Regions from separate parts of the Homo sapiens genome. Here region 2 is linked to region 1. The links are chromatin loops, found by intact Hi-C in ENCODE. Cell type or tissue: Calu3. All regions are shown on one strand. Each heading gives the region's core, and the rest is flanking DNA. Links, peaks and the distances in the headings are about the cores only.

What was found. Peaks named below come from ENCODE experiments on the same cell type or tissue, not always from the same donor. Only the 100,000 strongest peaks of a DNase experiment are listed, where the experiment ranks them.
Region 2: it touches region 1 in a loop (2.9-fold over the local background); 2 of 110 quality-filtered maps call a loop at or near these places.

Annotation. Positions count from the first base shown.
Region 1 is chr6:134,666,330-134,681,674 of GRCh38, reverse strand. It overlaps LOC101928277 (a long non-coding RNA gene), which reads left to right. Exons shown (of 5, transcript XR_001744364.2): 5 at 7,657-7,786. Among named protein-coding and RNA genes, the nearest start is that of LINC03002, 130 kb to the right of the region's middle. In Calu3, for the core only: no CTCF peak of the experiment used is centred there; DNase peaks (open chromatin) are centred at 8,194 and 9,644.
Region 2 is chr6:134,745,888-134,761,232 of GRCh38, reverse strand. The region is part of intron 3 of LOC101928277 (a long non-coding RNA gene); the gene reads left to right. Among named protein-coding and RNA genes, the nearest start is that of ALDH8A1, 200 kb to the left of the region's middle. In Calu3, for the core only: no CTCF peak of the experiment used is centred there; DNase peaks (open chromatin) are centred at 3,082, 7,632 and 7,982.

The sequences.
Region 1 (15,345 bases), core at 3,520-11,519:
ACAGGCATGTGCCACCACCCCCGGCTGAGCCCAGCCTATTTTTATAGGTGAGTTCAAGATATTGGTAATTCCAAACTTAAACTCTTTCAGAGAACAGAGATGAGCTCTCTTCGGTTCCTTTGATGTCTATTATAACCTTGATACCAAAATCAGACAAGAACATTATGAGAAAAGAATTGAAAGCCAACCTGACTGTTTACAATAGAGGCAAAAATCTGAAAGAAAATATCAGCAAACAAAATTTAGCCGTTGTTTAGGGAAAAAAATCATGGCCAAATAAAAAGTCTAGTTTAGCTGATAGGTTAAAGGAGTGTGGGAAGTGGGAGAGAAACATGGGCATCTCTACAATCATAGAAAAAACATTTGATAAAACACACCCGGCCAGGTGTGGTGGCTCATGCCTGTAATCCCAGCACTTTGGGAGGCCGAGGCGGGCTGATCACTTGAGGTCAGGAGTTCGAGACCAGCCTGGCCAACACGGTGAAACCCTGTCTCTACTAAAAATACAAAAATTAGCCGGGCGTGGGGCGGGCATCTGTAGCCCCAGCTACTTGGGAGGCTGAGGCATGAGAATCGCTTGACCCTGGGAGGTGGAGGTTGCAGTGAGCTGAGATCGCGCCACTGCACACCAGCCTGGGTGACAGGGTGAGACACCATCTCAAAAACAAACAAACAAACTAACTAAAAATGCACCCGTTCATGATTTAACAAATCAACAAATCAAACTTCTTGCAATAGAAAGATGATCGCTCTCTTAATTGGAAAAAAGTGAGTCTTGAAATTTTTATTTATTTCTCAGAAATCTGATAGCCAAAAATGAGCTTTCTTCCTCAATAGGAGAAGAAGGAAAGTTGTTAATATTTAAACCATTTTCCCTATTACATATATGTGTGTGCGTTTGTAAAAATATATATAATCCTACAAAGAGACATCTATGGAAGGCAAGTCTTTATTGCACAGTAGTTAAGAACATTAGTTCTGGAGGCAGATTGTTAAATTAAAATTCTAAGATTGTATGATTTGGTACAAATTTCCTAACCTCCTTCCCTGTGCCTTAGTTTTCTCATCTGTAGAATGGGCAAGGACAATAGCACCTACCTCATTGGGTTGTTGTGAAGGTTCAAGAAGTAAATTCATGTGAGGCATGACAGTGTCTGGTAGATTATAAGCACTCAGTATTAGTGGCCATGGTGGTTTTTAAAAATCAGAATGTTAACATGATGATCTTTGAGTAGATTCATGGGTGGTTTTTAAGTTCTTCTTTATATTCTTCTGTATATTCCAAACTTTCACACTATTTTACTTTTATAAAAGGAGGTGTTTCACACACACACACAAACACATATACTCTTTTTCTCTCTCTCAAACACACACACACACAGACACACACCCCTCCACAAAAGCTCAAGGCTTTGATTCGGGTTGACTCATGAACTTCCTGGAAGCTTTGGTTGTGTGCAGAGCATCTCTTCTGAGACTCTGCTCTCGCCTGCCAGGTGGCTCCATGTTTGCTGCTTCTTCTAAGGCAGGACAGGGTAAGCATCGACTCTTAAACACATGTCATCCCCCCCACCCCACAGCAGTCCACTTTGGGCACTAGTGATTTCAGAGTCAAGGGACAGGTTCTTCCTAGACATTTTTAGACATAGATGCATCAGAATCCCTCATGGCACCTCCAAACCAAGGATGTTCAGACTCTTCCACAAAAGACTGTGTTTGGCAGGTTAGAGTGGGCCTTCAGATTGTGATACTGATGGGCACCTGGGTGGTGAACAGCTGCTTTATTCTGTTGTCACTCAACCTTGGTACAGGCAGCTCTGGCTAGTGCATGTCAGGCCTGCAGAACTTCTCAATTAATTTTAAATATGTAGGTAATGCCCACTCTTTCATTCAAAAATGTCTGTTGGTCCAATTGTTCAGGAAATGCTCTAGATGAGAAATTGGGAACACAGAACAAAGTTCTTATTCTCAGAAGTTTAAATTTTTATATAGGGAGGCAGAAAATGAAAATGAACACATTACCACATGATAATTATAGAGTCTATAGTAAGTGCTCTTAAAAGAGAAACAGAATGATATGATAGAGTAACAGGAGGGTAGTCTATAGACGGTGCTGTGGAAAAGCCAGCTGGGCTTGGAGAGAGAAGACTTGGAGGATAAGAGGGAGCAGGCCATGCTCATTGTTGAAGTGAAGATTGTCCAGGCAGAAGCAACAACCAATGCTCTGCAACAGAAAAGAACTCAGGATGTTCAAGGTTAGTGTGTCTGGAACATTCCATGTAAGAGAGAGAGTGGCATATAGAAGATTCTGGAAAGGTAGATGCCTAAGCACTTGTTGTCCAAGCCAAGGATTTTAGGTGTTCTTCTAAGTGCAATAGAAAACCACAGAAGGGTTTAAAATGGGGCAAGGTGAGGTGACATATTCGCTTAAGGGAATTTGTGTTTTCAAAGATCGCTCTAGCTTACATTTGAAGATTGATTGGTAGAAGGTAACTGCAGAATGGAGAAAACCAACAGGAGGCCACTTCAAGAACCTAAGTCAGTGATGGTGACAGCTTGCACGTGGTGGGTAGCAGAGGAGATGATGGAGTGGACTGGTTGAGGGTCCCTTTAGAGGTAGAAGGCAGCTAGGATATTTGTGGCAGATTCATGGATTCTGACTGGCTATGTGACAGATTTAGAACAGGCTATTGGATCAAAAGCCACTGCAGCATCTTTTTCCTGAGAAGATAAATGGCAAAAACGCTGAGTAATCTCTAGGCCTAAAATATAGTTAGTTCCACACAGCACTGAGGTGTCCTGACCTCGCCCAAACCTTTGGGACCTCCCCCTCATGAGGCTCTAGAGTGAATCTTCTTCTTAAAGGCTTATTGTGAACAAAAGCCAACCTGAGTCCAGGTCAGAGTCCGCCTCTCTTTGCAGTCTTATTCTATGTGGCTGTAGTCTTGAATTCCTGCCCAGCCTCCTGGAATCGCTCCAGAGAATCTAGGCTGCATAATGACTAGGGGATGGCGCTTGGGGGAGGGAGTGTAACCGAAGTCTGGGAGAACTGTGAGGGAAAGCAGGATGGAGTTAGCACATCTCACTTCCCCACTTCCTATCAGGAGAAATGGTGAGAGACTGCATGACTCCACAAATTTTCTTTGGGGTATGACATGACAGAACATTATTAATTGCACATCCCTAAAGAAAACATAAGCCCGGGCACAGTGGTTCACGCCTGTAATTCCAGCACTTTGGGAGGCCGAGGCGGGTGGATCACTTGAGGTCCTGAGTTAAAGACCAGCCTGGCCAACATGGTGAAACCCTGTCTCCACAAAAATACAAAAAAAAAAAAAAAAAAGCTGGGCATAATGGTGGGTACTTGTAATTCCAGCTACTCAGGAGGCTGAGGCTGAAGAATAGCTTGAACCTGGGAGGTGGAGGTTGCAGTGAACTGAGATCGCGCCACTGCACTCCAGCCTGGGTGACAGAGCGAGACTCCATCTCAAAAAAAACACAAAAAACAAGAAACAAAACCATCAATAAACCAGTGTGTAAGTCAAGTGACACACCTATTACCCTCAGTTTTATAAGATATTTTTATTTTGTGTGCATTTTAGTAGGTACTTCCAAGAGTATGATCCAAATCCTTTATCTAATCTGCAAAAAAATTTTATAAAGAACTTGGACCGTTATGCTCATGGTACTGAGGGAGGGTCAGGAATACATTTAGAAGCGATTTGAAGATGTGAGAGCTATAGCCATATATTTTTCAGCTTAAAAATATCACACAATAATGTGGATATAAATGCAGTGAGAATGTTAAATATTATGTAAATAACTTATTTAGGCTCTCTTGAAAAGCAAGTTTCAGAACAATACATAACGTATAAGCCATTTCATTAAAAACTTAAAAACGTGGAGTTTCACTGAATCTAACAAGCCATCAAATGTAAGACAGCCCGATTTCAGAAATGTTCATATGTGAAAACATATGTATTTTAAAATCAATAAATGTTTTTATAAAGCTTTTTTATACAATCATTTAAATAAATGTTTTTAAATGCACCATGTGTCAGAACGATATGCTTTAAAACAGTTCAGAGAGAAATATACTTGAAAATGTTAGCAATGTACCCCTGGGAGAGGGGAGCAAGCTGAGATAGATAAAGAGGCCTCCTACATTTTTATTCCATATACTTTTCTATTATTTGATTTTTTTACAACGAGTATGTGCTTAGGTGATTTGTGTGTGCATGTGTGTGCATAGGTATATGTGTAAATGACACCAGTTCATATGAGTAATGTTATATATAGATTTTTTAATCAAAAAAAGTTTGTGTCTGGAACACATAGCCTAGTGGATCTTCATTTTATTAAGCATGACGAGCACATAATTCATGGAAGGCCAGAGAAATGTTCTGTTTGTGCTGCAACTGCACATTCCTACCTGCTGTGAAATAAACCCAACCTTCCTGCTGGGGTCTGTTGATTCAGCTTTGCCATCTGGAGCAATCTCACATTCACAGTCTGAATGGAAAAATGCTGCTTTGGTCAGGGTCTCTGCTGGTAGCCAGGTTTGTGGTATATGGTGTTAATTATATTCTTTCCATAAAATAGCAATGCTCTATGTATGGAGGGGAGCTGAGCACAAGTGACAGCCAAAATTCAGGATAAAGGTAATCCCCTTGCATTTCATCTGGTATCTCACTTGGGAGAAGAGAATCCAGATTCCCGTCAGCAGGCCAAAGGGCTGTGGGCGAGGGAGCACATCGGGCAAGGAAGGCTGTAAAGTCCAGGAAATGGGCTGCCTTATTATTCATGAGTCTTGGTGCTTCTGAGAACATTCTGTACCATGTGCACAGTTGGCTTAGTACAAATTCCAAAGCCATTTTTTTTTATCACTTAGAATCTCATTTTCAGAGTAGGTAGATAAGTAAGTGTATAGTTAAACATTTGTAAACCAATGCATTCCAATGAAATCTACCCATTGGCCATGTGACCAAAGGACATTTTGGTGCTTTAGAGTCACCACAGAAAGCAGCATTTTCCAGCCTACTGGAAAAGAATATTCTTTCACCCATTCATTCATTCATTCAAGAAATAACTTGTTGAGTGCCTACTGCATGACAGGTACTGTGCTAGGAATACACACTGCTCAAAACCGCCAGACACGTTCCTGCCTTTGTAGGGTTTACATTCCGGTAGAGTTGGCAGATGATGAACAAACAAAAAAGAAATAATTACAGATTGTGACAATGCTATGAAGGATATGAATAGGGTGACATGACAGAGTGTAAGTGGGAGTGAGTGAATGGAGCTCTTCATATGGTTTATGAGTAAGTGAAGCTTCCCTGGGGAGCTGTCACTGGAGCTTACTGCTGAAGGGTGACAATCAGCAAAAGCTGTGGGAAGTACCCTTCCCTGGGCATCAGGAGACCTAGGTGTAGGTACCTTGCTGGGATATGGCTTCTGTCTCTGCAGATCTCCTACCCTTTCCATCAATTTCCCCAGAGGCAAACAGCAATGTGTGAATCTAAATAATTACTAATCAGTTAACTGAAGAATAATGACTTTTATGTGATAGTACCTTGTAAACTATAAAGAGTTACCCAATATTACCCGACGTGATCTTCGTAATAGCTCTTCTAGGTAGGCAAGATATGGATTGAAATAAGCTGGATGCTGGCAGTTCTGGCTGCAAAATTTGTGGTACCCAGTGCAGAATTAAAAAGCAGGGCCCCTTGTTAAGAAACGCTTAAGAATTTCAAGATGGCAATGATAGAGCATTAAATCAAGCACAGTGCCGCTGGAGCAAGGACAGGTTGTATGTTCACGGGGCTGGCCTGGATACTGCACTGTCATCAGATTTGTCGGTGGTGTGTATGTGTGTCATTTTTTTTTTGCTGCTTTTATATCCAAGTTACATATTTCTGCAAAATACTAAATTGTCAAATACTATTTTTATTAATGTCACTATACCATTAAGTCTTATTCTGGGAAATCTGGCCCGTTTTTCATTTGGTGTTTTCTACCTCCTTCTTTCAATAATTTAAAAATCTGTGAGCGCACTTAGAAGGCCAATATCTTTGCCAAAAATCTGTAGCAGTCGAGTTGTTTGCTGCAAGTCATCTTGGCAAACAACTTTCATGCGGGAAAGTGCTCTTGTTTCAAAATAGGAACATCTAAATGTGAGTCCTGGTTCTGCCATTTACTATGTGCGTGACCTAGGGTAAATCACTTAGTACCTCTGAAGTTTAGTTTCTTGTACAAAATTGAAGAAATATCCCTTTATATATGTGTCGAGGTTGTTGGTGAGGATTCAGTGAGATCATGAGTGGTCACCTGTAGTGTGTAGCACTCGGAGACAATGACACTTAAGTGGTGTTCTGCCTGATGCCTGGCAGGGGGCACTTTCAGATGGCTTCCATTCATTGTTAATGGCAGGTGTTACCTCTGATTCAGGGGCACATGTTTCTTGCTGGTTATTAAATATTTTGAACTTCATGCTTGAATGGTAGGATTTGTACTACACTGATTTGCAGAAGAATAACAAATTTACCATTCTATTTAGTGTATTAACAACATCTCTATTGGAAAACATGCAATTTTAAAAATTGAGGTGAGATTCACAACATAAGATTATACATATTCCCCAGCTTTACTGAGGTATGATTGACAAAGAAAAATGGTATATATTTAAGGCATATAAAATGATGTTTTGATGTATGTATACATTGAGAAATAATGACGACAATCAAGCTAATTAACATGTCCATCACCAAGCTCAACAGGGCCTTCTTTCCTTGCTGACTCTGCTAAGCCCATTCTCTTGGCTGTGGTTTCCCTGGATGGTAGGCAGGGGTGGTGGGAATCTCATTCATCCATTCATGTGCATCACTAATTAGATGATGAGGCATTTAGCTACCTTAAGACAGTCAAAATTACTCCCACATGTTTACCCACCCTTCATTGAATTTCTTCATGTTGACATTCAGAGCACTGGCGGAAATTGTATTATGTCAATTCACCTGCTACAAACCTTTGTGAAATTAGCCATTGTAAAGTAAACAATTCAGTGGCATTAATACATTCACAGTGTTGTGCAACCATCACTTCTATCTAGTTCCAAAACATTTTTGTCATCTTAAACGAAAGCTTGCACCCATTAGACAGGCATTCCTCATTTTCTCGTCGTCTCAACCCCTGGAAATCATTCATCTGCCTTCTGTCTCTATGGATTTACCTATTCTGAGTATTTCATATAAATGGAATTATACCATATATCTCTCACCTTTTGTGTCTGGTGTCTTTCATTTAACATAATATTTACAAGGTTCATCTGTGCTATGGCATGTATCAGTACTCATTTCTTTTTACAACTGAATAAGTTTCTGCTGCACGATCTTTCTACCACAATTTGTTTATCTATTCATCTGTTGACAGACATTGGGCATTTTCTATCTTTTGGCTATTGTGAACAATGCTGCTTTGAGCATATATGTACATGTATCTGTTGAAACAGAGTAAAATCCTGGGTCATACAGTGATTCTACGTTTAACTTTTTTGCAGAAAAATATATGCAATTTTGAGGCAAAAAGTAATAATATAGATTATCATAAAATATAATAAGAAGAAAACATTTTTATACTTTTTTCACCTTTCTGTCCCAGCTGCCAATTATAGAACTGCTGCTACCTGGAGACTGACCAAAATAGAGAATTTGAACTCCAGAGCCCCCACCTCTGACCAGGAGGCCTCCCAACAGAGAGCTCTAATAAATAAGAGTGCGTGAGATTATAATGCAAGAGTATATGAGCCAAATTGCATTTCGTGTCTCCATCTTCTCCCGTCTATCAAGTGAGCTTGTTGCTTTTAGGAATCCCTGAGTCACTCCAGTGAAGAGAGCTATTAGCTAAGGTTAATTATCATCACTGAAATGTGAGTAAATGAAAGAAAGTGAGTCACGCACTAGTGCGATTTTATGGTGGTTATGAAGAAGGGGCAAATCAAATGTACAAATCTAAACTAGAGGGAACATTGGAGTGGTTGAATCATGGGTCTGAGTGAATATATATTTTATAGAATGTGCTTGTAGATTCTTAACATAATTGTCCCAGTGCTTTACTCAGACTGTTCTCTTCCTGGAAGCCCCGTGGTGACCTCTCTAACCACATTAAGTGAGCCCAAGTGAAGCACCCATTACTGGGAAGACAGGGAAGAAAGAGAGCTGCAAGTTCACATTTCTACTCCAGAGTTTCATCAAGAGCCAGCTCACATCCTGCAACTGACTGTTTTTTCCTACAAGTTATTCATTTAACAAATCTTAGCACAGTACCCTGAGCAAAGGAGCATGCAGACAGTACTTGGGAATGAAGTGAGCAAAGAGAAAAGATGCTGTTTCTCCCAGCTCAGCACCAACCACATTTGCCACAGATGTGTTCTCACTGACTAACCCTAGATGTCCTTCCACCTTATTCACATGTTTGTTTATTCACTTATTTAGTTAATGATTGGTTTCTAAGCTTCTGCAGGCACTATTTTATTTATTTATTTATTTATTTATTTATTTATTTATTTATTTATTTATTTTTGAGACGGAGTCTCGCTCTGTCGCCCAGGCTGGAGTGCAGTGGCATGATCTCGGCTCACTGCAACATCTGTCTCCCGCGTTCAAGTGATTCTCCTGCCTCAGCCTCCCAAGTATCTGGGATTACAGGCACCTGCCACCACACCCAGCTAATTTTTGTATTTTTAGTAGAGATAGGGTTTTGCCATGTTGGTCAGACTGGTCTCGAAGTCCTGACCTCAGGTGATCCACCTGCTTCGGCCTCCCAAAGTGCTGGGATTACAGGCGTGAGCCACCGCACCCACCCTGCAGGCACTATTTAAAGTGTTACATGGAATATAAACATGAATCAGAATGAGCTCTATTCTCTAGGAACTATCAGCATAGATGAGAAGATTGGGCATGGAGGCCTATAGCTTCAGCACAGTTAGAGGGTGCAGGGTGGAGGTGAGAGCATGCACCCTGCCCTAGACTCCCTTGGTGTGAATTCTGTATTACCTCGTCAGAGTTATCTCCCATCTCTACCCCACAGGTTCTTATCTGTAAAATCAGGAAAATAACAGTACCTATCATATGGGATTATTTTGAAGGAAACACTTGAAACAGTGATTGGTAAGTGCTACATAAGAGTTGCCTAAACAAATAAGTGACAACTATCCTAACAGAGAAATAAATGAAGTTCTCTGGAAGTTCAGAGGCAGACTTGTGTTCTGAGAGAGTAGAAAAGGCTCATGACAGAGATAGCATTTGAGCAAGACTTGAAGACTTGGCTTAACTTTCTTCCTTCCTTCCTTCCTTCCTTCCTTCCTTCCTTCCTTCCTTCCTTCCTTCCTTCCTTCCTTCCTTCCTTCCTCCTTTCCTTTCTTTCCTTTCCCTTCCTTTCCTTTCCCTTTTTCTTTCTTTTCCTTTTTCCTCCCTTCCTTCCTTCCTTTCTTTCTTTTTTCTTTTCTTTTTTTTTTTTTTCAGAGTCTTGCGCTGTCACCTAGGCTGGAGTGCAGTGGCACGATCTTGGCTCACTGCAACCTCTGCCTCCCAGGTTCAAGCGATTCTCTTGCCTCAGCCTCCCAAGGCTTGGCTTAACTTTCTATACAACATTCTTTGTTCGTCTGAGTCACTGCTACCAGCATTATTACATAAGTAGGACTTTGCCCAAATTTCTCTGTGCACGTCTATCGGAGTTTAATGTACAACTGGCTTTTTAAACATACGTTCTGAGGACTCCCTGGAAAAGAATTATTTTCTTACACAGGGTTAGTTATTTGTTCTTCTAATAATCAAACTACTATTGCTTGACTTTGGGTAAGTCACTTAGTTTCTCTGAAACTTGGTTCATCCATTTGAAGTAGAAAAGGTCTGAACTCAGTAAGCATTTTGCATTGTGGCCTTTCTTTCTTTCTTTTGTTTTTCCTTTTTGAGATGGAGTTTCGCTCTTGTTGCCCAGGCTGAAGTGCAATGGCATGATCTCGGCTCACTGCAACCTCTGCCTCCTGGGTTCAAGTGATTCTCTTACCTCAGCCTCCTGAGTAGCTGGGGTTACAGGCGCCTGCCACCACACCCAGCTAATTTTTGTATTTTTGTAGAAACGGGGTTTCACCATGTTGGCCAGGCTGGTCTCGAACTCCTGACCTCAGGTGATCCACCCACCTTGGCCTCCCAAAGTGCTGGGATTACAGGTGTGAGCCACTGCGCCTGACTGTGGCCTTTCTTTTTTTAAACCAACTTTAAATTATTGTGATTGTGATTATTAACAATAGTGTTATGAGTTTTAGTCTTGTACTTCATTCACATTGTTTATAAAGAGTTCAATACGAATTATGTAGGACTTAGGCCTGAGTTTTAGTGATTTGTTTCTCTCTGAAGTTTTATATTATATAGTTTTAAAAGGAGCTTTTCAAAATCATTAGACTGCCAAAAATATTTGACCAACAAAATTTACAATGCCTACGCTCACATTTACGAATTCCATCTCTAATCACCCACCCACCCTTCTGTCCGTCTAAATTTCTGCATTCACCTAGTTAGTGAAGAACAACTAGTTTACTGCTGCAGTCAAGTCAGAGTTCATTCTATGAATATGGACATTTATAAAGGGAGTAGATTTTTATTTAGAGATTTGTGACCTAATTTCAATTAGATCCATTACCTAATTTCACTCTGTTTTGTTTATTTCATACTTATAATGGATTCACGTACTTGCATTGCTCAAATAAAAAAATATAATTTTTGTTGGTTTTCTCTGGGCAGGAATCCTTGATGCACTTTGGAGTGTCATTGTCTTCTTTAGTCAGGACAAAGGGCACAGATTGCAGACAACAGACTTCACTGGACCTAGTTTAAGCAGAAAGGGACTTAATTCGAGGAAGGGCAGGAGCAAGATCTGTAGGCTGAGTTTTAAGAAGCCACCACTGAATATACATACCTAGGTAGCTGCTGACTTTAAGATAATAAGAAAGGAAATCATGAAACTGAAATCATAACTGCTGGCTCTAGGAACACTCCACTAGGCTATGATGTGCCTCCTCAAAGTGGATGTTACCCTGTCCCCATCCTCTGCCCCCCAACACCTACAAAGCTGAGGACCAGACATGAGACCTGTATTGTCTTGTCAGGGCTATTGCAGCAAAGTACCACAAATGCCATGGCTTAAAAAACAGAAATGTATCGTCTCATGGTTCTGGAGGCTAGAAGTCCAAGCAAGGTGTCGGCAGGGTTGGTTCCTTCTGAGGGCTGTGAGGGAGTGTCTGTTCTATGACTCTCTCTTAACTTCTGGTGATTTGCTGACAATCTCTGTTTTTTCTTGTCTTGTAGATGCATCTCCCCATTCTCTACTTCCATGTTCACGTGACATTCTCCTTGTGCACATGTCTGTCTCTGCCTGAATTTCCCCTTTTTTTAAGGTCAACAGTCATAGTAGATTAAAGCCCACCCTACTGACTTCATCTTGACTGGTCTATCTGCAAAGACTCTATTCTCAGATAAGGTCATGTTCATAGGTATATGACCTAAGAATTTCTAGGGGGTTAGGATTTCAACAGTTTGGAGGGACGCAATTCAACCGCTGACAGGACCTATGCAACAATCACTGCAGAAAACACAACAAAACTGAGAAATAGCAGAGGTGGCAGAATGGTCTTGACATTGTGATTTTCACCTCTGCCTTCTAAATCTTGTGTGGTTAGATCTGCTTGGTGGAAGGAAGTAGTGCTATAAGAAATCTGATAAATGGCATAAGGGATTCAGCTTTTTGGCCTCTGAGATGCTATAAAATCTGCCACAAGGGGTTGGGAGTGGAGATGGATAGGCTAAAATGGAGTTGGATGAGCCAACCTGTATTATCTTCCACTTAGGAAAGTAGAGAGCTGTAAGAGATGTTGTGAAGGTTAATGAGTCAATGAGTGATAGAGTTAAACAAACAACAGCATGTTGGTAGTGAATTACTGCTCTCTGTCTCAGGATGCAATTAATTAAATCTCCTTTTCAATTGCTGCAAAAAATTTACTCATGGACTAGGAATTGTAAGTACCTAAAAGGCAAGTGATTTAGTCTCTTCTTACCAGCAAGATTATGTTAGGCCCAATATCTTTGAAACCTGTCAGAGCCTAGGAAGAATGTGGTATATACATACAAAGAGAAGACAAAGAAAATAAAGGAAAATCCTGACATGCCCCAGGCTGATTAATAGTGTGTACCACCTAGTCTCCTAAGTTAAACTCTTAAAAACATCTTCAAGCTTCTCTTTCTGTCTCTTCCTAGCCTAATATTTTCATTGCCACAACCTAGAAATTTTGCCTTAAAATAAACCTCGAATTTGACCACCCCACTTTATTCCTGTGGCTATTTTCTGAATGTAGTTCCTCACTGCTTCGAGATAGACATTTGTAATAACCTGGTATTCCCATCTCTAGATTATTTCCCATCTTAGGCCTTCTTTCACCCTACAGCCAGAGTTATTCTTCCTAAAACCCGAATTTGGCTATGTCCAACCCACGTTCCAAGTCACTGCTGTCCTCATTATTGTTACTAATGATCATTGTAGAAGTAAATATTCGTTCTTTTGATTTTGTAATTTTCTGGAACTTTCCCCTAAGCTTCTGCTACCTTTTAACTATTTGCTGGATAGCTCTGCTTAGAAATCCTATGAGTATCTCAAGCCCTGAAGTGACATGTACAAAACTGAATTCTTATTTACTGATTTCCTTTCTGGCCCCACAAACCAAACCAGAAAAAACAAAAACAAACTTCTTTGTCCTCTCATCCTGTAACCTCTTTGTCATCCACCATTTACTACCGTAATGAGGCACATTATCTTTTATTTTACAATGAAACTTCACAGTTTTCAAATCCAGAGTCTAAGTTATTAGCAACCAAATCAATTTGGTTCTTTCCCTGAAGCCAGAAAAATTAGGTCTCAAAATACTAACTGGAGGTGAAATATTCTCATTCCCAAGCTGGGCTTATTAAGCCAGTAAAATAAGTGAAAACCAAATTAATGAAAATGCAAACAAAGAATGTCTCTATTAAATCAGGCTATATAGGGATGAGTGGTTCCAATCCTGTTATTTCTGTGCTCTACAAACTTCAGTGGTTTCTAGTTGCCTATCAAAGTAAATCACCAGGAGGAAATTACAGTTTGAAACTTTAATACCCCAATCGCATAGCCTTAAAATATAAGCAAAAATTCATGGAACTAAAATAAGAAATAGACAAATTCATCATCACAGGGGAAGACTTTTATACTCTTAACTACTGATTTATTTAATGAATCTGTAAATATATACAATGTTTGAATAACAAAAATGAGCATTTATATAACACTGTACTCAATAACCAGAGAATGGAAATTTATTTCAGGCACACATGAAACATTTATGAAAATTTATGATGTTCTAACACTTAAAGCAAGTCTCAATAAATTTTTTAAAGAGGGTCTTCTATAGACCATGCAATTAAATTGAGGGAAAGAGAGAAACTAGATTTCTTAAGGTAAGAAAAACCAAGGACACACTGGCTGAGATGGCAAGGAGGTGGACCACACACCTGGACCCAAAGAGGAAATTTCCTCACTCTTACAGAGACCACAGGCATACTTAAATCTGAAAGTTGGACCAACCAGGTAATCCATACCTGTAAAAGAAGGCTGTGGACAAAAGGGCAGTGAAAAAATGATCCACTTGGAAGAAACTGCTTAGACTTTAAAAACATAATGATAGGCCAGGCATGGTGGCTCATGCCTGTAATCCAAGCACTTGGGAGGCCAAGGCGGGAGGATCACTTGAGCCTAGGAGTTTGAGACCAGCCTGGGCATAGTGAGACCCCATTTCTACAAAAATACAAAAATTAGCTGAGCGCAGTGGTGCATGCCTGTAGTCCCAGCTACTCGGGAGGCTGAGACAGGAGAATCGCTTAAACCTGGGAGGCAGAGGTTGCAGTGAGCTGAGATTGTGCCACTGCACTCCAGCCTGGGTGATGGAAGTGAAACCCTGTCTCGAATAAAATTTTAAAAGTAAAATAAATAAACATAATGATACCTTGTGCAAATCTGATAGATGCACTTGCTAGATTGTTCCACTATGATTAACTTGCACCTCCAAGCCTCCCCAACTTGTTTGGGGCCCTAAACTGCAAGTAGAGTCTGCGTGTATGTGTTTTGGGGTGTGGGTATGAGCGGAGGATGGTTAAGAGTGAAGGAATGACATGCACTAAAGAGAATGAGTAAAAGGCTGGTTAGAAAAATCTCTCTTCATTAAAAAAAATTTCACTCCCAGGCAGTGGCAGCCAAAATAGTACTTAAGAAAATAAACTGGAGATAGAACATCCATTAATGTTGAATGAGTGAGTACATGAGAAAATTCACTGGGAACATACAATGTAATTCTATTGCAATGTCCTGATGGAAAATTTTCACACATTCTCTATCTTCTTCCTCTTCTGGCCTATTACTGTTTATTTTTTGGTTTTGGTTTTTGTCTTTTTTTTTTTTCAAGACTGGGTCTTGCTGTGTTGCCCAGGCTGGAGGGCAGTGGCATGATTATGGCCCACTGCAGCCTCAACCTCCTGGGCTTGAGCAGTCCTCCCATTTCAGCCTCCCCAGAAGCTGAGACTACAGACACACACCAGCATGCCCTGCTAATGGCCTATTATTATTTAAAAGAGAAGAATGGTGTATTCATCAAAACACATATAGAGAAACAATTATGAGAATGTGATTTGGGCTTGAAATACCTCCTTGTGTAAGACTCAGTTTACGCTTCATAACACGAAGGCCACCTCAGAGGCTGCTAGAAATGAAAAGGTCACAGGGTTATCAGTGACGAGGGCATATTTGAGACTTTCTCAGTCCTAGAACTGTTGTTGTTGGTTCTCCTCCTTTTACCTTTAGACCCAGGTTTCTGCAAGTGGCAAAACACCCAGATTCAAAGCCCTGACCTACTTGTCTCTTCAGGGTTCAAGAGACTCTGTTTCCCTCTGGATAACTGGCTAGGGGAGCACACAAACAACTCTCTAGTCAAGTAGACATTCCGCTTCTTTTTTATTAATCTGGGAAAGCATGTTATAATCCCTAAACTGTAAGGCGGTTTAGGTAAACTGTGTTGGTTAATACAGTGTAGACCTGAGGCCAGAGGAGGTCTTCCTATTCCATATTCTGTGAATTGAATACACCAAATGGCAGACACAAACTCGCCCTCCCAGGCACAAGAGTAGAGCTAGCAAAGACAGTGAGAAGGGACTTCCTCTCTGCCTGCAGGGAGGTTCCTCCCAGCTTTCCTTAGGTCTCAGAGGGCCTGCTGATCAC
Region 2 (15,345 bases), core at 3,056-11,055, 80 kb before region 1:
TCCTGACCTCAGGTGATCCACCCACCTTGGCCTCAGAAAGTGCTGGGATTATAGGCATGAGCCACCGCCCCCAGCCATGACCTCCCTTCTTATCAATTAGATACTCTTTCCACTCTCTTTCCCTTGAATAGGCAAGCACCGGTCATAGAGACTCAATCCTCCCATCTGTGTCATCTTTGGTCATGAACAATGGTCAGCTAACCATTCACAAGCTGTACAGGCTTCAGAGAAGAGAGTAGAACATGCTGGTGGCAAAGTGGAACATCTGCTGAGTGCTGAAAAGAGTGTTCAGTCAAGTTTAGCCTAAAGCTGCCTCCTTACATATTTAAGCTCAGTCTAAATGTTTCCCTGTACATCATGAACTATAACAAGTAGAGGTGTAAACCGACCATTGCTCACACTTGTGCCAGTCACTGAATTTTGGGCAATCAAATGTAGCCAATTGTTTGAACCGTGATCAAATAAGGCAAAAGCTGAGCTGTAACCAATCCAGTGTTTCTGTACCTCACTACCATTTTCTCTATGTCCCTTTCCTTTCGCTGTCCATAAATCTTCCATCACGTGGTTGCACTGGAGTCTCTCTGCATCTGCTGTGGTTCTGGGGGCTGCCCGATTTGCTTATTGTCATTGCTCAATACAACTCTTTTACATTTAATTCGGCTGAAGTTTTTCTTTTACTGAGAGTCACGAAAATAACCCTGGCAGCCTGAGATAGGAATGTCTCAAACACAAAGCAGGTCACAGTTGTGAGGTAAAGGCCTCTTGCTGGCAATAATTGGCATCTGGGGGAGGAACAAACAAACATGGCTAAAAGTACTCTTTGGTAATGGCTATACATGAAAGTCACAAAACTGAATGCATCTCTGATCCCTTTGCAGGATAGCAAATTAGTACTTGGTTTGTCAAAGAATTGAGTAACTGGGGTTCACTCAATATGTGGCCATATCCACTGATAAGCACTAGACTTGTCATCAGGTGGGTTTTCTTTTTTATTTTGAGACGGCTTTTTGCTCTGTCGCCCAGGCTGGAGTGCAGTGGCTTGATCTCAGTTCGCTGCAACCTCCGCCTCCCGGGTTCAAGTGATTCTCCTGCCTCAGCCTCCCAAGTAGCTAGGACTACTGGTGTGCGTCACCACGCCCGGCTAATTTTTTGTATTTTTGTTGGAGACGGAGTTTCTCCATGTTGGCCAGGCTGGTCTCGAACTCCTGGCCTCAAACGATCCACCTTTCTTGGCCTCCCAAAGTGCTGGGATTACAGGTGTGAGCCTCTGTGCCCATCCTGGGTTTTCAACTTATATCCCCAACTCTAAACTGCCAAAAAATAAAGACCATGTTTGAGCAATTCAGTGAGGCCAGGAAGTTGGCCACAAGAATTTTCCATGGGCTAGACACTAAGCAAGATCTGTCAGATAGATCCTTTCCCCGGATGGTGATTCTCAGTTCTTGAAATGATTTAAATTGGAGCCTCTGAAGTGAAGAAGTGTAATCGGAGTCAAAAGAAAGTCTGTTGCTTTCTTCCTTGTTTTGTTTTGTTTTGTTTTTGGTCTTCACCTTGACAAGAGCTCACTAAAAGCAGAACAGGAATTTAGTTACTTTATGTAGTTTGAGATAGTTGAAGCCATACCTCTAGTTTAAAATACTAATATTTGTTAAAATCCTATGCCACTTACACCAAGTGAAACTTCATTATGGAATACCGCAGATGGCCTTTGGTCCCACTGGTCACCTTGTTCGAGCTTCTGTCGGGGAAATTGTTTTGTCTCGTCCTGGGATTTCTATGACAAAACTTCTGCTAAAGCATTGATTCTCAAACTTTGATGTGCATACATATCTCCTGAGGATTTTGTTAAAAGGAAGCTTGTAAGTCAGTAAGGGTGGGGCCTGAGAGTCTACTTTTCTAAGAAGCTTCTAGGGGATCATGCTGGTCCAAGAGTGTGCTTTATTTTATTTTTTTGAGATGGGTTCTCGCTCTGTCGCCTAGGCTGGAGTGCAGTGGCACAATCTTGGCTCACTGCAACCTCCATCTCCCAGGTTCAAGCAGTTCTCCCTGCCTCAGCCTCTGGAGTAGCTGGGATTACAGGCACCCACCACCACACCCAGCTAATTTTTAAATTTTTTAATAGGGACAGGGTTTTGCCATGTTGGCCAGGCTGGTCTTGAACCCCTGACCTCAGGTGATCCACCTGCCTCAGCTTCCCAAAATGCTGGGATTACAGGCGTGAGCCACCGCACCTGGCCCAAGAGTGTACTTTAAACATAATAGCAAAGCAATAAACTTTGACCTCTTTTCCCACCATTTACTCCACCTCATAGGAGGAAGACTGATTTATCTAATTGATGAGATAGCAAGAATGTGACACTTATCCATGATTCTCCTGTGAAGGGAGCTACGGGGGCAGAGGCCACTTTTTGCATGTGGCTCACCTCTGTCTCCCTCTTCCTTTGCAGCTGCCCTGCCTAGGAGTGGTAGCTTTCATCTCCATCTGGCAGACTTCCCATGCAGTTTCTGCCTGTGGGTGCAGGAAACCTGCAGCTGGGCCTAGGACAGAGTCAGGTTGAGAAAGTCAGTCCATTCGGTGAGGCTGCACATTAGGAAGCCCCTTTGGCATCAAGTCTAAATAACTGTTCTTCATCCAGCTCCACCAGCAATAAAACTGATCTTTTGATCCTTCATTGGAATCTGGTGTATGTTTCTCAGTTTGTTCTGAACCTGGTAGGGAGATGAGGGTAATTAATTGGTCCTTTTAATTCCAGCCCATGCTGTTGAAATGCCTGCCTTCTGATACAGGAGCTCGTTGTGGCCTCTGGGAGATGAGAGGGTAGATTATCTACTGTCAGGGATCTTTGGCTCCTTTTTCCCATCAGTGTCATGGAGAAGGCAAGGGTGAGGGTTATTTTGAATAGGGTTTTTAAAAAGGGGTACACTACGCAGCTTTGTTGCTGGGATTGCTACATTGTCAGAACCTGTTGAGCAGGTTTAGGTTCTATTTAGAATGCTGGAATTCAGGTCAAAAAAGAGCCTGTTTTACCTATGGACTTCCTGGAAAAGCCACTGGGTTTGGGGCTCCTCCCTAGGGGAGAACAGGATGCTATTTATTATTATTTTTTTTAGTGACAGGGTCTTGCTCTATCACCCAGGCTAGAGTGCAGTGGTGCAATCATGACTCACTGCACCCTTGAACTCCTGGGCACTAGTGATCCTACCTCCTCAGCCTCTGGAGTAGCTAGGACTACAGGAAGTCACCACTATGCCTGGCTAATTTTTTATTTTTTGTAGAGATGGAGTCTTGCTATGTTGCCATAGCTGGTCTCAAATTCCTAGCCTCAAGCAATCTTCCTGCTTCAGCCTTCCAAAGTGTTGGATGACAGGTGTGAGCCACCACTCCCACTGCAGGAGGCTATTTTAAGGAGGTTAGAGGCTCCACAGGTTGGCTTCATCAGTCTTTGGTGAGTTGGGCCATAACGACAATGCCTCTGGTTTTATTTCGATCCCATTGGCTCTTTTCTTTGAATGCCTTGCAATGTGCAATTACTCCTTCTCCACCAGCTTGCAAGTTTGCCAGCCACTCTACTTCACATGGTGATGTTGCCATTAACCCTTGTCTGACCAAAAGTCTAGACCTGAGGCAACCATCACTAATTGGCCAATTTTGTATTCTCTTTTATGGAAATTATCTTGGCTCAAATGAGCTTGGAATGGAAGGATTTGTGGAGTATTTGAAAGAGTGTTGGCTATAGAGTTAGAAAGACCAACATTCAGATATCAGCCCTGTCAATTCTAGCTGGGTGCTTGAGAGTCTAGAGCTTATTTAACCTCTCTGAGCTCCAACTTATTTATCTAAAGGTGAGAAAAATGGCTAGGGTTAATGAGATAGCATACATAAAGTGCTGGCCAAATAAATGATGGCCACTATTATTAATACTATGGCATATCATACTCAATTTTCACTTCTTGCTATTCTGCATGCTTTCAGAGAGCATTATCTACAATATCCACTTTCTGCTACAATCCCCAGGATAACACACACATCTTAATTCCATTTCCTGCCAATTTTAATATTAACTTACAAAAATAAAGTCAATGTGCTTCAAAACATCACGTACACAATTCGGGATTCTCTGTTGTATTAAGAGTTCTGGTGTTGTCCATTCTCTTGATCTTTGATGCAGGATAAACATACGCAAGGTGTCTCTGAGGACTTAGCATTTGAGGTCAAGAGCAAGCCTATGAGTTTGAGCCTTAATAGGTAGCCGATTCAGATGAATGAACTCACTCATCAAGATCATTTGATCCTTCCACACTGAAACAGAACAGATACTCAAGTTTGGTAATAGGACATTACTTCCTATGATAGAAAACATGAGGGAGGTACTAAGACTATTAAGATGTGACCTGGCAGGTTTGATAGTAATATGCAAAGTAGTGTGTTACAGTAAGCCACATCTTCCTTTTCCTTCTTTAAGCACAGTTTGTAAGGAAGTCACATATCCACTCTTCCAAACTCTTTGTTTCAATTCCTTAGAGAGCATTTGGAAGTCATGGCACAAAAGCCAGCTAGTATTTACTTGTCTTCCAGATTCATGCCTCTTTAAAATGAGATATTACCATAATTGAGTATTCCTGATGTCTGTGCTAATGCAGGCTGATGAAGACACCAGACCCTGCTCCCGTCTCTTATGCAAAGTGTCCTGTCAGCACACAAGCAACTCCCTTTGCATCTTTACAGTTCCAGGAGCTAGGTTTGGGTCCAGGATTGCTCCAAAGATCCTCTCTAGCTTGAAATCACCTAGGGAATTTGTTTCTTTCCAGAGCTTTTGCCCCAGATCTTGAAAATTAACATAGCAGGTAACATTTTAAGATGAGTACAGAGCCTCATTTGACTAGTAGGTTCTGAGATTCTTTTGGAGGTTTCTGATTACACCAGGACTCCTTACCTGCAACTCTAGATTTCCCATCATGGAGGAGTTAGGAGAGAGAGAGAGATATGATGATGTTTGAGGGGGCCAGAGCTGAACAAGAAAACCTCAAGCCACCTTAGCTTGTCTAGGTTTCCTGGAGGTATCCAAGGTTTTGAAATAAAACCAGGAATGAGAGCAGCCTTGCTATTGCAAGGTGTTACTTTAAAGGTCCCTTTCTTTCTTTCTTTCTTTCTCTTTTTTTTTTTTTTTTTTGGCATGGAGTCTCTGTCACCCAGGCTGGAGTGCAGTGGTATTATCGGCTCACTGCAACCTCCACCTCCCAGGTTCAAGTAATTCTCCTGCTTCAGCCTCCTGAGTAGCTGGGACTACAGGTGTGTGCCACCATGCCTGGCTAATTTTTGTATATTTAGTAGAGACTGGGTTTCTCCATGTTGCCCAGGCTGCTCTTGAACTCCTGGCCTCATGTGATCCTCCTGCCTCGGCCTCCCAAAGTGCTGGGATTACAGATGTGATTCACTGTGCCCGGTGGGTCCCTTTCTTTACATAGTGCAACCAGAGACTTGCTCATGATTCATGAAGTGAGGCGCCCATCCTCTTGTTGCACCCTGTGTAAGGCTATTCTTGCATTGCTATAAAGAAATAACTGAGACTGCGTAATTTATAAGAAAAGAGGTTTAATTGGCTCACGGTTCTGCAAGCTATACAGGAAACACAGCAGCATCTGCTTCTGGAGAGGCCTCAGCAGGCTTATATTCATGGCAGAAGGTGAAGTGGGAGCAGGCACATCGCATGGCAAAAGCAGGACTAAGAGAGATAGTGAGGTGCCATACAGTTTTAAACAGCCAGATCTTGCAAGAGGCCACTCACTATGTTGAGGACAGCACCAAAGGGAAGGGGCTAAACCATTCATGAAAAATTCACCCCCGTGATTCAGTCACCTCCCACCAGGCCCCACCATCAATACTGAAGATTACAATTCAGCATGAGATTTGGGTGAGGACACAGATCCAAACTGTATCACACTCCTTTGGAGTTTTCATTTTCTAGGTCAGGTTCATGGATAAGTACTTTGCTGCTACCCCATCTTCATGGTAAAGAACACCCATGGGAACCAATGATAGCACTGACTATTAAAGACTTTTGAGTCGGGCCAGGCGCGGTGGCTCACGCCTGTAATCCTAGCACTTTGGGAGACTGAGGCGGGCAGATCACTAGGCCAGGAGTTTGAGACCAGCCTGGCCAATATGGTGAAACCCCATCTCTACTAAAAATACAAAAAAATTAGCCGGGCATGGTGGCATGCGCCTGTAGTCCCAGCTACTTGGGAGGCTGAGGCAGAAGAATTGCTTGAACCCAGGAGATGGAGGTTGCAGTGAGCTGAGATCGCACCACTGACTCCAGCCTGGGCAACAGAGTGAGACTCCATCTCAAAAAAAAAAAAAAAAAAAAAGACTTTTGAGTCACTAAATATCAATGGTTGTAACTACTCGGAGTCGAAGCTGTAATTTCATAGAAAATTAAGAGGCATCTATATTTAACACGTTTCCTTTTTGGGGGTAAGGATAGAGAGGGTAATGACATTTGATAAAGATCATGCTGAATATAAACCTTTGAACTATTGGAAAAATAGCTTATTAAAAAAATTTCATCAAGAGAAAACAATTTAAAAGGAGTTGATTTAAGATAATTTGACAGTTGGAAAAACGTGTGCTCCTTTAGGGCAGGGATCTTACTTCATTTTGTTCTCTAGAACCGCCTAGAACAGAACCTGACACTCAGCAGGCACTGAATAGATATTTGCTGAATGAAGTCACATACCAACTTTTTGTATATGACCAGTCATGCTATTAAATAAATTACCAAAGCAAGAATGTATTGTTTAATCATCTTAAGGCAAAGAACATTTAATCCATTTCCTCACTTGCCAAATTTGTAGATTCTTTTACTCTTTTCCTAAAAAGAGAAGGGAAAAAAAGCAGTTTCCATTTTCACACATATAACCCCAACATTCATTCTTCTAAATGAAGAGAAAAGTGAGGACACACTCAAATAAGTTCAAATCTCATTGCTCAACTTCATTCTGCCCTTGGCAGGTATGGGACAAGTCGGGCAGGTCTCCTCAGAGCCTCTCCTCCAATGGTGACTCAAGGATCTGAGCTGCTTTTACCTTAAAACTCTGTTCAGTCTTGGATGATCTTTGCTTCTAATCATACAGATAGCAGGGAGTGTGGAGAACTCACAAACACTTTTATTTATTGTTTTGAGACAGGGTCTCGCTCTGTCACTCAGGATGGAGTGCAGTGGTGTGATCATGGCTCACTGCAGCCTCAATCTCCTGGGCTCAGGTGATCCTCCCTTCTCAGCCTCCCAGGTAGCAGGGACTACAGGTGTGTGCCACCACACTTGTCTAATTTTTTCATTTTTCATAGAGATGGCATCCCACTGTCTTGCACAGGCTGGTCTTGAGCTCCTGATGTCAAGCGATCTGCTTGCCTCAGCCTACCAAAGTGCTAGGATTACAGGTGTGAGCCACCATGCTGGGCTTCACAAATACTTTTAATTTTTGTTAATTTTTATTTTTTTACTTTTTTTAAATGTATTTGCTTATCTTTGCCATTTCATTTGCTTGACTACACAAACACTTTTAAATGCCTTGGACCAGCAGGGCACACCACTTCAACTCACATCCCCATTGGTGAGGACTCAGTCACATGATTTCCGCCTAACTGCAAGAGAGGCTGGTAAATGCAATGAACATTAATTGTCTCTTCCACAGTGAGCATGGGTAGCTTGGGAGCACAGATTTGATGTTAATATGTGGTTTAAAATGTAAATGGTTGCATTTTGAGAGAGGAAATCTGGTAGTGGGCAAGGAGAAATACTATAATATCATTTGTAATCTACTAGTATATTTCATTTTCTTCAGCCAATTAAAAACGATTGTGGATTTTTATTCCCTCTGATTGGCATTTCTTTTGGTCCTGTTCAATGCATTCCTCCCAGTGGGTTAGTGGCTTAACAGCAGCTCTCATTGTTTTTCCTCTACTTATTAACAGGGAAAGTTCTTTGATTTCCTTGATGCTGGTTTCAGCCAGCCATCCTGGCATGCAATCTGGACAAATGTGTCATTAGTTTCCTTTAACTGATTCTGGACATTGACTAATTATGTTTTCAAAGTAGATATACTTTGCCTCGAGATTCTGGAATGAGAAACTAAGAGCATTTTACTCAGCAACTGAAACGAATATTCAAAGGTTAATAACAGCAGCAGGAACAAGAACAAGAACGTATATTTCTTAGTTCTTGAAGGCATGAGGTCAGGGCACACCTTCCCTGGTGTTCAAGTAACTGCTTATCGTGTTATATACTGAATAAAGTGGTTTGAGTGCTTTCCTAACTGATATCTATCTCAGCCTCAAACTATGGTTTCACAGGTTGCTTTGTCTTTTTATCAACAGTCTGAAAACTTTTTTCTATATTAATGGAACTGATTTCCAATGGAGATTAAACATATTTCCTCATCTAGGCAAAATCTTGATCAAATTACGATGTGATCATCATCCCTTTACCTTCTGTATAATTTTACTGATTGCGTAAAGAAGCACTTAGAGCCTTTTAGATATTCCCTGAAATTGAGAGAATCTGATTTGCACGGGAAACTTTGCCTAAGTTAATGATTTGGGAAGGGATCAATGATCTAAAACATAAGGGTAAACTGCCAGCTTCTTTTCCTACTTTGCAGCAAGCCTTTCTCCTGTTTGCATGACGTTACTTTGACTTTCCAAGTCCAACGGCAATTTTTGCTGTAAGAATTTTGGCTTTAAACTTCCTGAATATTTTCTTGTTTTAAACAATTTTGAGCCTTGGATACTTAGGGCTATCTCTTTTGGTTACGTTTTGAATATCTTCTAGATGAACTTGTACAAATATTTTGAATGAGATGCATGTCTATACATAGAAAACTTGCTGGGTTTCATGTTTTTTCACTTATTTTCCTTTTTAAAGTCAACACAATATTCTTACTTCTGGAGAGTTCCTCTATCATGTGTATTCTCTACACTGAACCATCTGTATTTTAGAGCATGTATCATGAGCTATCAGAAAGAAAAAGTAATTGTGATAGGCCACAATCTGGAATCCCCAGGGACCTAAAGATAGGGCACATTTACTTCTCTCAGCCTCAGAATAGTGATGGTGAAAAGAAAAGAAAAATTGAGAAACAATGTGATAAATTTAACATAGAAATGTGTTATGTTATGAAACTCTGATGGAAATGAATAGAAAAACTTTAAAGCTGTTGAAAAATGATAAATAACACAACATACAAGTCTATTTGAAAATGTTTTATGACTCAGAGATTATGGATTTTTTGATGTGCTAGATACAACTTTTTCTTTTTAGATGGAGAACAGCAGATGGAAGGGAGATCAAGGAGAAGAAGGGGAAGGAAGATGAGACCTAGCTACTTTCTAAGCAATATAAGATTGTTGTCTTGTTATATAAGATTGTTGTCAGCCTATTCATCTTAATCTAATTTTAGCTATCACCAGACAAAACATACAGTATATGTTTCATTGTGTGCTAGTCAAGCCTAATTTACTTTATTGACTGGAAGGTCGATGGTAAACATGCTAGTTTCTTATGCTATGTCTATTTCCTCCATATTTTTTCAGTGAATTTCATCGTTTTGTTTAATTGGCAATGTGCCTAGAGTTACTTGCAGTTGAGGTTGGCCATTTTACTCAATTTTATTTATTTATTTATTTATTTATTTACTTTTTTGTTTTTTGAGACAGAGTCTCACTCTGTCGCCCAGGCTGGAGTGCAGTGGCATGATCTCGGCTCACTGCAAGCTCCGCCTCCCGGGTTCACGCCATTCTCCTTTCCTCAGCCTGCCGAGTAGCTGGGACTACAGGCGCCTGCCACCACGCCCGGGTAATTTTTGTATTTTTTAGTAGAGACGGGGTTTCACCGTGTTAGCCAGGATGGTCTGGATCTCCTGACCTCGTGATCCACCTGCCTCGGCCTCCCAAAGTGCTGGGATTACACGCGTGAGCCACCGTGCCCGGCCCATTTTACTCAATTGTAGCCAATAAAATGTAAGAATGAATCCAGTGAATAAACCTTCCTTTTTCTAATAAAAGGAGGGAAACTCTGCTGATACGTATTTTTTGTTTTTTACCCTTCCCCGTTCTTTCTTCCTGGAATGATAAATTTATGCCTGAAAATGCAGGGGCTACCTTGTGATCATAAAGAGAAAGGTCACATGTTAAGGTCAACAAAGCATGAGCATGATACAGAAAAGAGCTTGGTTCCCTGAAGAGTTGTCTCATCTCTGGGCTCCTTACCCTTAGTGTCCTTGTAAAATGAGAGTCAGGGCTTCCTGTTTGTTTAGGCCACTCTGGTTCATTTTTGCTTCATGCAGCCAAATGGAATCCTAAAATACCTAGCTTAATTAGACAGTGGTTTTCTAAATCCCTCATTGGAATCCTTCCAGCTACTTCCATGGTGAGACTGGAGACCAACTGTTCTATTGTCTGCTTCTATCTGTGCTTAGAATTGGCATTATAGGTATTAAAAGGCTAAAGTTAACTTGAGGGGTATCTCTTCTCAGGTAGGCTAAAACATTTGGTAGGAAGAAATGGAGAAGCAACGCTTTTTGTTGGTCTTTGTTTGTTTGATCCATTTCCTGCCTTTAATGCCCCTTAACTGCTCTTTTGGAAAATGCTTTGGGGTTTACTCCTTCCCTGTTCATATCTACCATATGCCATCCTCAGCACTCCTTCCCACCCTGCCTGCCTTTCACTATGGGTTACCACAGATGCATAGCTCTCTGGACACATCTTACAATCTATTTTATTTTATTTTATTTTATTTTTTATTTTATTTTTTTGAGACAGAGTCTCACTCTGTCACCCAGGCTCGACTGCAGTGGCATGATCTCGGCTCACTGCAACCTCTGCTTCCTGGGTTCAAGCAATTCTCCCGCCTCAGCCTCCCAAGTAGCTGGGACTACAGGTGTGCCACCACATCTGGCTAATTTTTGTATTTTTTAGTAGAGACAGCGTTTCACCATGTTGGCCAGGCTGGTCTTGAACTCCTGACCTCAGGTGATCTGCCTGCCTTGGCCTCCCAAAGTGCTGGGATTACAGGCATGAGCCACCGTGCCTGGGCTTACAGTCTATTTTAGAGCTGAAAAACCTGAGAGATGATTTACTTCAATTCTATCAATCATTTCACTGCAGAGGAAACAAGAAGAAAAGATAGTAAAAAAAATTGCCCAGATGAAAACCTTTAAATACAGCAAGACTTGTTGGCAGTCAGTTGTGTGTAACAAACACAAATTACAATGGTAAACATTTATGGCACATTTTCTATATGCCAGACCTAGTGCTAGACATCATTTATGCTTTATCAATATTTAATCTTTCCAACACTACCATGAGGAAGGACTTTTACAGATGAGGAAACTCAGACACAGAAAGGTGAAGTAACTTCTCAAGGTCACATACCTAGATCTGCTTCCCTTCAGGAGAGGCTGAGAGGTGGAGTACTGAGCTCCTCAGCCTTCAGCATGAAGGATGTCAAGCAAATCAAGCCACAGCATCTGTCAGAATGGAGACTGAAGCCGGGCGTGGTGGCTCACGCTTGTAATCCCAGCATTTCGGGAGGCCAAGGCGGGAAAATAGCTTGAGCTCAGGAGTTCGAGATCAGCCTGGGCAACATGGCAAAACCCCATCTCTACAAAATACACAAAAATTAGCAGGGTGTGGTGGTGCATACCTCTAATCTCAGCTACTCAGGAGGCTGAGGAAGAAGAATTGCTTGAATCTGGGAGACGGAGTTTGCAGTGAGCCAAGATTGTGCCACTGTACTCCAGCCTGGGCAACAGAATGAGACTCTATCTCAATTAAAAAAAAAAGGAGATTGAAATAATGTGTAATTAGTCTGTCACAGATTAATAAAAATTTTAAAAAATTATTCAGTCACATATTAATCACTTACAGGTAGTTTGAGGGCAGTAAGATTTTTATTCATTCACTCAACAAATGTGAGGCTATTATATTTCAGGCATTAAGCCAGGCCCTAGGAATATAACACGATACAAGTTCCACTTCTTTCCTTCAAGAGACTTACAGTCTATCTGTAGGGATTGAGAAGTAAACAGGCAATGGTTGGGCTTGGTGGCTCACGCCTATAATCCCAGCACTTTGGGAGGCCTAGGTAGCTGGATCATCTGAGCTCAGGAGTTCAAGACCAGCTTGGGCAACATGGCGAAGCCCCATCTCTACCAAAAATACAAAAAATTCGGATGTGGTGGCATGTTCCCATAGTCCCAGCTACTTAAGAGGCTGAGGGGAGGATCACTTAAACCCGGGAGATGGAGGTTGCAGTGAACCAAGATCACACCACTGCACTCCAGCCTGGACGACAGAGTGAGACTCTGCCTCAAAAAAAAAAAAAAAAAAAAAAAAAAAGACTATTCTTATTTTGGATTTGAAACAGAGCAATATGTTGAATTTACTGCATTCGTGTGCATCTGCCTGTGTTTGTTGAAAACCTTATATGGCTGAGTAGGATGTGCAGTAGAGTTTGTGCTGGCAAACAATGCACTTCATTTCCTGGGCTTATACATACAAAACTAAAACCTTTCCTGCCCTTTCTAGAAGGTCAAAGGCGCCACTCTGAAGGACATCTCTCTAAGCCCAATTATGAGACAGTTTTACCACAGTTGAAGACACTTTTCTAAAAATATAAAAAACATTGCAGCGACTGCTCTGTGCCACATTAAAGTTATGACACAAACTTAATGGCAGGTAATTATGTAAATGGAAGCTCCTCCAATTGTGCTAAATATTAATGATGGTCCTTGTGTTCTTTGATTCATTTTTGTGCTCAGATCCATTAACATGTTTGTGACTGCCCTTTCTAGACAAATGTGGAGGAAGAAAAAAGCCACACTTTCAGCATCATCTCCAATAATGAGTCTCTGCAGTAGAGTTCAGAATATGACACAAAGTACATGTGCAATAAATATTTTAAAAAAGGCATGCTGAAAAGATGAGACTCTTTTTACTCATTAATACCAAATTTATCTGCAGCAAATAGAGAACATTTAACTTGATCGAGTTCCAAGATTTCAATTCCTGAGTGTGATTGTGATCTACATTTGACTTCTCCAGATGACGCATTTATCAATTACTTTAGAGTATTAGAAAAAATCATGAGTTAGTGCTAATTCTTTTTTTTTTTTTTTTTCGAGATGGAGTCTTGCTCTGTCACCCAGGCTGGAGTGCAGTGGCATGATCTCGGCTCACTGCAACTTTCGTCTGCCTGGTTTGAGCAATTCTCCTGCCTCAGTCTCCTGAGTAGCTGGATTACAGGCGCCCGGCACCACACCCGGCTAATTTTTGTATTTTTTTTTTTTTAGTAGAGACGGAGTTTCACTTTGTTGGCCAGGCTGGTCTTGAACTCCTGACCTCGTGATCCACCTGCATCAGCCTCCCAAAGTGCTGGGATTACAGGTGTGAGCCACCACACCTGGCCTCTATTTTTTAAAATGCTGTTACCTTGTTGAGAGGAAAAAGTAGTTCCATGTGATTAACTCTATTGAATGCAAAGTTATTGTTAAATTAGTGAATTTTTCTTAAAGTTTATAGCTGGTAAATGAAAATAGTGTATGTGGTTCCTATTCTTCACTTTGATATTTTCACAAACAGTAATGATTTATTATTTCTGGTGCTTTTCTTCCTCCTCCTCGTCTTCCCTCTTCTTCTTAAGATCTGCCTGTGCCATTTAGCATCAGTGTGACTGAGCTACTCATTCACCCTGAGATCCCATTTTCCACACTTAGAATCTATAAAATGTAGGCAGGTAATTCTACCACAAGGGATTGTTATGAGGATCAAGGCACATATATGCCACGGAATACTATGCAGCCATGAAAAGGATTAGTTCATGTCCTTTGCAGGGACATGGATGAAGCTGGAAACCATCATTCTCAGCAAACTAACACAGGAACATAAAACCAAACACTCCAAGTTCTCACTCATAAGTGGGAGTTGAACAATGAGAACACATGGACACAGGGAGGGGAACATCACACACCTGGGTCTGTCAGGGGGTGAGGGGCTAGGGGAAGGATAACATCAGGAGAAATACCTAATATAGATGGCAGGTTGATGGGTGCAGCAAACCACCATGGCACGTGTATACCTATGTAACAAACCTGCACGTTCTGCACATGTGTCCCAGAACTTAAAGTATAATAAAAAAAAAGATAATATGAGTGAAAATGTTTTACACAATATCGGGCATATATTAAGTTCTCAGTGGAATATAAACTAAGTCACTGCTCTTTAGAAAGCAGAGGTTAACATCTCAAAGTTAAATGAAGGTAAAAATGGTGACAGACATTAAGTTCTTTTCATGATGTGATGTTTTTGTTCCTTTCCTCTAAATTTAAAGTGGGAACTGTCAACAAGATTATAACTGTCCTTACACACTTAATTTTAGGACAGTTAGTGAGGATTTGAAAGAAATTTAAAGTAGCAAAGTGAGCAATTGCTATATGCTATAAGATTATGCTGTATTTTTCCTAGTATAGCTGATAGAATTTTCCTTTCTAACTTTTAATAGTAAGAGATCCCACATTGTTTTACTTTAAAAATGTCAAATTAAATATGGCTTTGAGTCTCCAGTCTCTAAGGTTGGCAGGCTGTGAATCTGTAGGGATCATCCATGGACCTATATAAAAAAATGAGACTTTGAAGCATGGTTGCAACTGTGTTTGCCATTCCTGCTTTCAGGCTCTGCCTTCCTCTCTACGGGAACTAAACATTAACTTTTCAGATTCTCCCAATTGTCTTCTCCTTTATCTCATCTGGCTGGTGCCTCGCCTGAACCTCATTGCCCCTCCATTTCAGGTTTGAATGGTATACCATCTGGCAGGGTGTGAGATTTGATTGCCTGAGTGCCACCAACAGGCTGGATGGTGGTGAAATACAGAAGTGCAGGAGTGTTAGCTCCTTATGGAGTGAACCTTGACCAATGGCAAGTAGGAGATAGGAGGAGCCAGGAAAAAGGACCTGTTTTTTGCTTTTGTTTTCATTCTTTGGTTCTTCTGGATGGCTATAAGGTACAACTCCTTCTTTGCAGACCATGCTGGAAAAGACCGTAATGCCAAATGACCAAACTTGCAGAGCAACCTGCAATCTCTCTTCATGATTTATGAAATGGTATCCAGCTAGTAACTTACGGCATCATGTGGTTTCACATCTTTCCCAGCCTCCTCTCCCTGTTTTCCTTACCTTTATTTGCATCTCCTAAATAAAGTCTTACCACCTTAATCTTTGCCTTAGCCTCTGCTTTATAGAAAACTGGGCTAAGACATGACATGCCACAGCCATTCCCCTATCAAGTGCAA